2 separate regions of the Homo sapiens genome follow, and region 1 is linked to region 2. A link is a loop called in an ENCODE intact Hi-C map of the cell type or tissue named here. Cell type or tissue: dorsolateral prefrontal cortex. All regions are shown on one strand. Links, peaks and the distances in the headings refer to the core of each region. The heading gives the core; the rest is flanking DNA. Region 1 overlaps ITPKB (inositol-trisphosphate 3-kinase B). Region 2 overlaps ITPKB (inositol-trisphosphate 3-kinase B).

Region 1 (5,364 bases), core at 292-5,291, 60 kb after region 2:
TTGTGGGGCTGGCCCTCACTGCAGCACCCGGGCTGGACGGCCAGATGCCAAGCCCCCCCATGCTTCCTTGCAGGGCTGTCTGGGAGGCCAGGCACGGAGACTCAGAGCTCAGAGCAGAAGGCTGTGTCCACTGTGACTGGTTTAACCGGATTATTTCTCATAAGAGCAGATTGAGAAAGAGGGGTGTGTGTGTGAGAGAGAGAGAGACAGAGACAGAGGCCAGGAGAGAAGAGAGCTAAGCCAGCCAGCATTTCTTTCCTTCTTTCCTTTCTTCTCTCTCCTCCTGGGAGTTCTGTCCTAAAATCACACCCTGCCACTGACTGTTGTGTTCTCTCGCCATCACTCACAGGGAAAGAATGGGGGATGGAGAAGCACAGGCCCCACTGTTTGCTCTTGAGCCATCCCTGGCCACCTCCCTCCCACCATCCAAGTTCCTTACTATCTTTAGCCCACAGGGACCTGGGATAGGGCAGGGAGGAGAAAGAACATGCCCCCAGCCAGCCCGAGGCCTTTGCTTTTCCCGAGTCTGATTTCTGACCCAGGATGGCATCCACTGGTGCACCAGAATGTGTCCTCTCAGGGGAGGCCCAGCCCTTCCTTCCAACCCAGACAGCAGCAGGACTTCGCAGGTGACCACATGGAGAATAATCCAAGTGGTGTCCACTCAGACCTGGCCAAAAAAGTACGGCCTGTGTGAAGAACACTGGCTGGGCATTTCTGGAAGTCGGCTGTCCCAAAGACACAGCCAGCCAAGCACAGGGCCAGGCTGCCCCAGAACCTGCCTGCTCCTGCTGGGGACAGGAGCCCCGCTTCCTGCCCCAGGGCTGCCCCCACCCAGCCGCTTGACTTCCGCAGCTTCTCTCTGATTGCACCCTAGTGCTCTCAAGAGAGATCTAGAGTGACCGTGGCTGGTACCCATGTAACCCATCTTGGCAGGCAGAGGGAAGAGGATGAGAGAGGAGTATGTGTGGAGGGGAAGAGGAAGGTCTCCCCAGAAGCAGGGTGCACCCAGCCCGATCTTTCCTGCACACAAATCCTAAGGACCCTTCTTGTTCCAAGGGCTATGCTAGATGCTTCCATTATTTATCCCATTGCGTTCTCACCGCCATTCTGGGAGATGGGTCATGTTCCAGTGTAAGCAGGAGGGTTCTGTCACCAGGAGGTTCAGTGACTCATCAGGGCCACCCAGCCAGGCAGCAGCTTGGTGCAGTTCTGCACCAGGCTTGCTTGACTGCAAATCAGGCCCCCAGCTGCAGCCCAGCCCTTCCCAAGGGGGCTGTGTGGGACCCAGCTTCCATGGCATTTCCCTGGGGTGCCAGGCTAGTTCCATTTGGGCCATGGACTGTGCCTTCCCCCAAATGCGTTCATCCAGAACCCTTGGCTGCAGGGCCTCTCCCAAGACTGGCTGCTCATGGTCACCTCTAGAATGTGGCCTTTCCATGACAGGGTGAGGAGGCTGGAGCCCAGGGTTACCTCACATGCTGAGTCCCAGGGCAAGAGAGTTTGAGACATGTCACAGAGAAAGGGAAGGGCCGGTCACCAAACAATGCTGGGCATGGCGGGGGCAGAAGGGTGGCACTAAGGAGAATGTGATGCAGTTGCTGGTGGCGTCTGCACGTCGGGGCTTCTTGGGACTCTGGCTCCCGCCGACATGTGCTCAGTGGCTCTGGGGCATGCTCTGAGATTTGTGACTTGTCCTGGAGAGTCAACACTGTCTTCCTGACATTGGGACCAGGGGCCTGGGGAGTGCAGGTGAGAGCCCGCCCCTAGCACCTAGGAGCTCTGGGTGGCTTTCGCCTGCCACCTGTTGGCTCCCTGGGCTGGCCTGTCTCAAAGGAGCACTTCCTCCACCTGATCTTGAGTCCCCTCCTCCCCCAGCGTCCTGTGAGTGGGCGAGCAGGTCTCTGCTTCCCTGCATGGCTTGGAGCTTCGACTTTGTCTCGGGCAGGCAGGGGAGTGTGGGGAGGGGCTGAGCCTCACCTTCCTGTGGGCATCCCGCCCCACCATCCAGCTGGCACCCCCTGTGGACATCTCCCCCCAGCCTCTTTCCTCTCCTGGGCAGTGAGTGACTGCCCGCTTTGAGCCACGGGGGCCCTTTTTGGAGAAAGGCCATGTGAAAAGGGATTTCACATTGAGGTCTGCTTCCTGTTTAAGGGGGTGCTGAGAGCTCTTTGCAGAAGTGCAGCCACCCACCATGCGGTCCCCTACAGCGCCCTCAGGAGTCCCTCCCACAGCCTGGCTGCCCCTTTTCTACACAGTACACACATGGATGCACACGCAGCCCCTGCCTCAATGCCCCCGTCACCACTGACCTGGCTCTGCATGTGAGGGGTGTGCTCTGTGCGTGTCCTGCATGGGTGCACCTGTGTGTGTGCAGTGGTGCACAGGAGTCCGCGTTTATGTGCATGTGTGTGCATGAGCACATGTGTGTGTATGTGCGCACATGGTTGTGTGTGCATGCAAGGGCCCAACCCAAAGCTACTGACTTCCCCCTCCAGCCCTCATCACCTCCTGGAAGGTCCTAACCAGCCAGGCCTAAGTTCACACCCAAAGGATTTGTTTTTTTCTTCCCTTTTCTTTCCGTGCAAATTTCAATTAATACAGTGGTTTCTAAAGCCTGTCATTTTTAAGAGGCTGTAGTTTTTGTTTAGTCTGTTCTGGGTCCCAAACCAGCAACTTGGAGAAGTTGGTGGGCAGTGTTGGAACAAGGCCTGGGAGACAGATGCAGGAAGAGTGGAGGGCCAGGTGGAGGGCAGGCGGGCGGGGCCTCTGTGGGCAGCTCCCGCCCACACAGGGCAAAGGGGAGAAAACTTCCCCATCCTGCAACTGACACTGCTGATTTCTGCCTCCTCAAGGGCTGTGGGCAGCCTCTGAGCCTGTTGTGTAGGGAGACTGGGGCTCTAAAAGGAGAGCAGAGGAGCGGGGGTGGGATGACTCACCCCACCTCTGCTCTGGAGAAGGTAGAAGCGCAGAGCTGTGTGCTGGGGGAGGTGGCGTGTCCCGGCAGCTCAGGGCCAGCGATTCAGCCCCCGGCTGCTCAAGTGCTCTGCTGTCCCTGCCCCTGTTACCTTCCCCAGTGTCTAGGTGGTCCCCGCCAGTTCAGCTGGAGCTGCTCGTGTGGAGGCCAGGGCCGTGAGGCAGTTGAGTTGGAAGCATTTTCTCAGGCTTTTTGGACTGGGGGCTCACCTATGAGGAGGCCTGGTGTCGATGGGGTGGGGTGCACCAGGCATGTCTCTGGGATGAGCAGAGGCTGAGGGAGCCCCCTGCCTTTCCCCCACAATACGGCCTTCTCCATCCACACTGGGACCCCTTCCAAGGCCACTTTCTGACCTGAACTTTGTGCTCCAGAAGATTTCACCTCTTTGGAAAGAGCCAGAGACACTTATGGGCAGGCTCAGCCTTCAGGCTGCCTGAGAGCAGCAGAGATGGGGACTTGAGGACAGACCACTTCTCCCACCAGGACAGGTTCTGGCTTTGGAAGCCCTCGCTTTATGGAAGGGCCGAGGCAGCCAAGGGGATCTAGTGGGGCCCTGAGTAGACCCTGCCCCCAGTCCCCTCTCTTAGCTCCACCGTAGCAGCAGGATCAGGACCAGCCACCCCCGACACCCCCTGCTGCCCTGCCTCCGTCTTCCTTCTTCTGCTGGTTCCTGTGGGGGTCTCCCGAGGAGGAGCTCCTTGGGCTTTGTGAGGCCAGCCGATGGGCTTGGAGTGAAAGTGAAGGCAGTCCGATTCAGTGAGGCTGCACCTTTTCTCCTGGATCAAGAGCCAACCCCAGGCTGGGTGGTGGTGCACACCTGTAATCCCAGCACTTTGGGAGGCCAAGGTGGGAGGATCACTTGAGGCTAGAAGTTTGAGACCAGCCGGGGCAACATAGCGAGACTCCCTTATCTACTAAAAAAATTGTCTAAAAAAAAAAGAAAAGAAAAATTAGAGCCAGCCCCAGCTGGAACAGAGTCTGCCGTCCCCTCGGAAAGACGTGCCTTGACTCAGGGCACTGAGCTGACTGCAGCTGTTGGGCAACACACGCCCCAAACCTTCATCCACCAGGCAGGAAAGGAGCTGCTGGTGAGCCCTGCCCCAGGCCTCGGCCCTCATGTCGCCTTCCCTCCCACGTAGGACCTACCTGGAGGAGGAGCTCACGAAGGCCCGGAAGAAGCCCAGCCTGCGGAAGGACATGTACCAGAAGATGATCGAGGTGGACCCCGAGGCCCCCACCGAGGAGGAAAAAGCACAGCGGGCTGTGACCAAGCCACGGTACATGCAGTGGCGGGAGACCATCAGCTCCACGGCCACCCTGGGGTTCAGGATCGAGGGAATCAAGGTGAGGCCGGCGAGTGAGGGCAGCCTCGGGCCCCACCCGTGCCCACCTCAGGGGGCTTGGCTTCTCTCAGCGCCCTTTGGAAGCTGTAAGCTTCTCCAGGCACAGGCTCAGAATGTGGGTGGCCCGCCCCAAGGCCAGACATTTGGAGACATCAGCCTATTCCTCAGGCGGGATGGCTGTGTAGGGGGCTCAGGCCTCAGAGCAGAGTGGCTTCTAGCCCTGCCCAGCTGTCAGCCCTCTGCCGAGGACTCTCCATTTAGCCCAGACGGTGCCTGGCACCGAAAGCCAGGCGAGAGGCACCTGCGGGATGCCTGTGGGGTAGCTGGTTCATTCTGCCATGGCTGCAAACTGGGACTGGCAGACAATTCGGGGAAGGGAGGAGCATGCTGACCGCCTTTGATGTTGGAGCCAGGGTCTCTGAGAAACTGCATTCTCTCTGCTTTGCTCTTCGATCTTTTTTTGGAAATTTTAAAATATTTATTGGAACAGAAATAGAAACATAAGCTCCAAAGAAACAACATGACAAACTTTATAAGTAAATGTAATTTTCCCCTAATTAATATATTTACTTTGTGTTTGTGGTTTACAAAATGATGGCTCTTTCCCTTCTATCCCTTTGTACCTATGTGTATCTGGCAGGAAAGTTCTTAGCTCTGGCTATGGGCACACAGAAGCTTCCTATACATGATTATGTTCAAATGTTGATTTACTTTCCCCAGAATAAATTGGGGAACTGGCACTGTCTGGATTGGTGACTGTCTGGATGATCTCCCTGTCCCTGGGCCCCTGTGTGCACCCTTGCTGTTAAATTTGCAAGAGCCGGGCTTTGGGGCGCCGGCCCCTCAGGGTCTCAGAAGCTGTCCCTCTTGAGCAGATGGCAGTCCCTGTGGGGTTGTCGGGTCTCCCATTCTCTGTCCAGTCATGGTCTGCATCATCTCCAGTGTCCAGCCTGGAGTCAGGGTTGGGCAGCCGATGGTCCTGATGGGAGGGTCCCCTGAGCCTCCTTTCAGATGGCATTTAGACGTAGCTTCCGCAGCTGTCAA
Region 2 (5,364 bases), core at 232-5,231:
AGTTTTCTGGGTCTTATCTGTGAAATCCAAGAGCTGGACCAAATCAGTGTTTTTTAACCCCTTTTGGGTCTTATGCCATTTTGGAAAGTGGTAGAAAGCCACACACCCTTTTTCCAGAGAGAGGCACATTTCACAGGCCATGTTGCCCTTTCAGGACATTGATAACAAGAAGCCTGTCTAGATCCTAGCCCACAGTCTTCAGGTTTGGAACCCAAAGACTTGTTGATCTCTGAAGTCCCTCTCAGCTCAGAAAACCCACATTCTAGAAAGTTTTCTGTCAAGAACCCTAGGTATGGAAATGGATAAAAGGGAGTCTCTTGTACTTAACTTGGAGGAAACCACTGTCCAGCCCAATGGGTTTCACTATCAAGTATTTTTATTTATTGTTTTATCATTTATTATTTTCCAGGATTGAGTTCAACTTGTGGTACCACGTTCTTTCCCATCATCTTAATCTTTCTAAATTTCGTACTGCCTTTGATTTAAACAATTGAACTCTTACAGGTTTGTGGAGTGGAAATGGGATTTACTTGGTTTTGACCTTCACCTCACAGGAGGGGGATCATCTTTCTGGCAATTCCCAGCAGATACTAGCCTCTGCCTGCTGACCCTCAGCCTCCTCTTCCAGCCCTTTAGCAGCTTGGAATAAGAGGCAACAAACTGGTTGGGTTGATGTTTATGTGAACATATGGGTGCTTGGGAGTTGGAAGATGTGAGGGGAATCCCTTCTGATGGCTCTACAAGTGCTTTCCCAGCACTCTGGGCTTGCATGGTTCCCAGGGACTTCAGAGTTTCTAATTCCTCAAATGACCTGCCTGACAGGGAGTCCTAAGAAATGATTCGGGCCTCAAAGATCTGTCCTCAGGGGTCAGGAGAAAACATGCAGTATAAGTTGATATAGCTGGAGAGGGGATGCCTGCAACCTCCAACTGTGGAGGCCAGCCTAGCCTCCCGGAATGGGGTGGAGGCAGTCACAGATACAAGTCTCCTTGGTGGGAAATTGAAGGTATTCAGGCCCGTATGTGCCCATAGGCACATCTGCATATTTGGATTTGACCCAGGAAGCTTGGGGAAGGAGGGAGAAAATCAGAAGCTTTGACATCATTTTTTTTTTTTTTTTTTGAGATGGCGTTTTGCTCTTGTTGCCCAGGCTGGAATGCAATGGTGCGATCTTGGCTCACCGCAACCTCTGCCTCCCAGGTTCAAGTGATTCTCCTGCTTCAGCCTCCCGAGTAGCTGGGTTTACAGGCACGCGTCACCACGCCCGGCTCATTTTGTATTTTTAGCAGAGATGAGGTTTCTCCATGTTGGTCAGGCTGGTCTCGAACTCCCGACCTCAGGTGACCTGCCCGCCTTGGCCTCCCAAAGTGCTGGGATTACAGGTGTGAGCCACTGTGCCTGACCGACATCAAGTTGTATGTTTCTGGACTCTCCTCTCTTCCTCTGGCCATCAGAATGTTCTCACATCAAAAATGTGAGATGAGGGATAAAGGAATTAGCACCTAAATGTTTTACATAATGTTAGGATAATTTTGCTCTGTGGGAGAGTGGCCTGAATGTGGGGAGCCTTTGAGTAACTGACCTATAACTTTTCTTAGGCCCTTCTGGTTTTATCCCAGTTACTGATGCTGTTCTTATCTCCTATCTATTCTGGAATTCATCTCTGAACATTTAATACATTTGGCCAAGCAAGAGCAATGCTGTGATTCTTTTAAAAAGTACAAGCTTTTGCCAGTACTTCTTTCAAGTTGTAAATTTTATGAGGAGTTTGTTCCACTGTGCAAAGGAGCCTCTGACTTTAAGAAAAGTCATTCCAGCTCAAGATTTCAAATGAAGTCGAGGCTGTGTGTAGTCACAGGTTTTCTCATGTCATCGGTAGAGATAAAAGCCTCTTAGTTTTAGACTGGGCACAGCATTGTTGAACGTCCATTACTTACTGTTTAAGTAGCCAATGATCTCTGAAAAAAGCTTGGCTGTAAAGTTGGCAGAATGATGCACTGCTTTGTTTCAAGCCACTGTAAACTGTCTTTCCCAGTGTCACTTTTATCTCCAGTGCTTTTGTCACATGTTTTTGCTCATTTCCCCAAAGCGGAAAAATATTGCATTCCCCAGAATGACAATTTTCATTGCTGCCCGCTCAATTCAGTTTTTCATAAATGCCCAGGAAATAAACTAGCTGAGTTATTCTCCATTCTCACACATCTTCATTAGCACACACGAGAAGCTTTTTTACAGGGAATTCTCGTGTTGACCAGGTATGATAACCTGTTGCAATGTGGGTAGTCTTGGTTATATTAATGTTTTTAAAGATAAGTAGTGTTATTACTTTATTGGTCATGTATAATTACATCGGAGATCTAATTATTGAGAGTTAACAATGCTTTGTAATTGGTATTTTACGGCATGCTAAACATTTTTCTGAAGTGCTTGTACTATTAATGTTTATATTCTTTATTTCGTAGTCACTCTTTTTTCATACTGTAAAGGTAAACGGAATTCGGCTTAAGATTGAATTATCAAAAATTTTCAGGGGTCTAAACAAATAGTATTTAGAGTCCGACCCTCCCACTGTTTGAGATCTAGGAAAATAAAAGCCTTGGGCGGATGGGTTTCGGGCAGAACCGCTACGCTCTGCAAGCTGACCGTGGAGTTGGGCACAGTGTCATCCAAAGAAATGAAGATTTTTTTTTTATTAGCTCTTGAACAAAATTAATTAAAAGTTGTTACTCTTGGGGGTGAGGGGGACAAGGAAAGACAGGATTTGGGAGCCTGCTGACCTACAGTTCAACCCTACAAAAAGTATACCCATTTTGCAAATGAGGAAACCCAGACTGAAACACATCCTTTCTCCCAAGCCGGAAGCTGGCGGCCAGCAGCGCTGAGATTCTTTTCGTAAGCAGCAACAGCAGCCCCCTTGTCTTTCCCGCCTGGGGGAGCGCAAGCCAGGGGTGCAGGTCAGCATTTCAAGCCCCGCTACTGCCTCTGCTGCGGGCCCGCTAGCGCTGGCGAAGGCGACAGGGGCGGCCGCCTTCCCGTCACGTGACCGGCACCGCCGCCGAGCATGCCGGGAGACGGCGCCCCCTCCCCGGCCGCGGGCTTCCGCGCGTGGGCGGCGGGCAGAGCGCGCGCGGGAGGAGAGAGGAGGTGGGGGCCGGGCAGCGACAGGGGAAGAAACCGCGGCGAAGAAAAGCCCCCTGTAGAGCAGGCCCTGCTTCACCGCCCTGCCCGAAATCCCCCGCCGCGCCCCTGCCTCGGCCAGCCAGCGTCGGGCGGTGGGAACCGGGCCTGAGCTGAGGGCGGAGGGACTCCGGCGCCGTCCGTTCATTGTAAACAAATCGAGTGAGAAATGGAGGCACGCCTGGTTCCTGGGTCCCTTGGTGCAGGCTTTCACACCCCGGGTGCTAGCACTCGGTCTTTCTCCTGCGTAGGGGATAGGATTGTGTGTGCAGTCAGGTTTTTCTAGTAATATCTTGCACTTTTTTTTTCCTTCACCCACTCAGACATTCCCCATTTTTCCTCATAATCACTTTCTTTCGCTTCAGCATACACACTTAGCCCTTGGCAGGCAAAGTGGAATCTCGGGTTCTTGTCAGACCTCAATGTTTAAGCTGCTGAAACACAGGGCATATTTGGTTTAGATGTTTTACTGTTATGAAAATAAACCACCTCCTGCAGTTACACCAGCTCAGATTTTCCCTCGATAGGGTCAGTGTGGATTATCTATTGGAGGAAAAATATTTAATTAGAAAGGAATGAAATTCTCTTAGTTCCTTGAGGTTGGAAGGAGCTTAGGCAAGGAACAGTTAGTTAAAGGTAAGCACAAAAAATGCCAGGGGACCAAGAAGCCACTATTGGAATGCAGTATCTGTTGGCTGCTGGTTTAGCACACTGCCCCAGGCTTCCCGGTTGGGACTCCACTCAGGTCCTAGACTGACAAAATGGGAAGGCACCCTCCCAATGGGTCTTCATTACCATCTGCCGAATAAAGAGAATACCAGTAGTTGTATTTCGTGCATTTCTTGGAGCCAAATGATTGGATTAAATCTAGTCCCTTACTGTGCAAGCGTAGTCAATTTTGGTCATCTCTCTCTAGGCCTAGTGCCAGTTGTTGCCTGCCTTTGTAACCAGATAGCCACAGTGAGGTCATCAGAAGAGGATAGGCAGCGCTGCAGAAGGGAATCCTTTTTCTGTACCTCACCATGATGAAATAGGGGTAGCCGTCAAGTTGAACTTTCCCTTTTTTTTTTTTTTTCCGAGAGGGAGTCTCACTGTGTCGCCCAGGCTGGAGTGTAGTGGCGTGATGTCCGCTCACTGCAACTTCCGCCCCCCTGGTTAAAGCAATTCTCCCTGCCTCAGTCTCCCGAGTAGCTGGGATTATAGGCGCCCACCACCACACCCGGCTAATTTTTGTATTTTTTAGTAGAGACGGGGTTTTGCCATGTTGGCCAGGCTGGTCTTGAACTCTAGACCTCAAGTGATCCACCCACCTCGGCCTCCCAAAGTGCTGGGATTCCAGGCATGAACCACCGTGCCGGGCCAAGTTGAACTTTTCTCTTGGGGGAATAATTTCCCTGCTCAACATAGACCTGGTGGAATTTTCTTGTCTCTCTCTTCCCTGGCATTTTCTCTGGTCTTAGGCAAGCATTTCCTGCCTTTTCTGATTCCCTCTCTGTGTGTGCATGGGACTTAGGGGAGGAAGGAGGAGGGAGTTTTCTGTTAAGGGAGCCGTGAATGAGCAGGAAATGGCTATTTGGTACCAGTTATTCTGCAGAATTAGGGAGTGCTGATGCTGACAAGGAGTCAGAAGGATTCAGTCATCATGACATCTGCAGTCACAACTGGGTGGGTTAGTGAGCGCCCCTGAAGTGTGTGTACTCATTTCAGGCGCAGCCAGCAGCAGAATTTGGGAAGACTGTCCCACCCCTCCTACTCCCTGTGTGCTGACAGTTTGCTGTGTGCGTCTCCATGGCTCTGTGGAGCTTAAGAGATTAAGTCCTTGGAGAAAATGGGTAAAGTGAAGTTTTTTTTTTTTTTTTTTTTTTTTTTTTGAGACGGAGTCTCACTCTTTCGCCCAAGCTGGACTGCAGTGGCGCTATCCCGGCTCACTGCAAGCTCCGCCTCTTGGGTTCATGCCATTCTCCTGCCTCAGCCTCCCGAGTAGCTGGGATTACAGGCGCCCACCACCACGCCCGGCTAATTTTTTGTATTTTTAGTAGAGACGGGGTTTCACCGTGTTAGCCAGGATGGTCTCGATCTCCTGACCTCGTGATCCGCCTGCCTCGGCCTCCCAAAGTGCTGGGATTACAGGCGTGAGCCACCGCGCCCGGCCAAAGTGAAGTTTTTAAGTAGGACTGTTGTTAGGAA

What was found. Peaks named below come from ENCODE experiments on the same cell type or tissue, not always from the same donor. Only the 100,000 strongest peaks of a DNase experiment are listed, where the experiment ranks them.
Region 1: it touches region 2 in a loop (2.6-fold over the local background); 26 of 110 quality-filtered maps call a loop at or near these places.

The regions. Positions count from the first base shown.
Region 1 is chr1:226,640,878-226,646,241 of GRCh38, reverse strand. ITPKB (inositol-trisphosphate 3-kinase B) reads left to right here. Exons shown (of 8, transcript NM_002221.4): 5 at 4,117-4,321. Among named protein-coding and RNA genes, the nearest start is that of ITPKB-IT1, 32 kb to the left of the region's middle. RefSeq lists silencers at 1,554-1,776, 2,780-3,074 and enhancers at 1,129-1,794, 1,905-2,004, 2,615-2,694, 2,805-2,864, 3,129-3,796. In dorsolateral prefrontal cortex, for the core only: no CTCF peak of the experiment used is centred there; a DNase peak (open chromatin) is centred at 2,893; H3K27ac peaks cover 5,000 bases.
Region 2 is chr1:226,701,288-226,706,651 of GRCh38, reverse strand. All of the region lies in intron 2 of ITPKB (inositol-trisphosphate 3-kinase B), which reads left to right. Among named protein-coding and RNA genes, the nearest start is that of ITPKB-IT1, 29 kb to the right of the region's middle. RefSeq lists a silencer at 2,951-3,380. In dorsolateral prefrontal cortex, for the core only: a CTCF peak has its summit at 3,047; DNase peaks (open chromatin) are centred at 3,041 and 3,311; H3K4me3 peaks cover 2,010 bases; H3K27ac peaks cover 4,898 bases.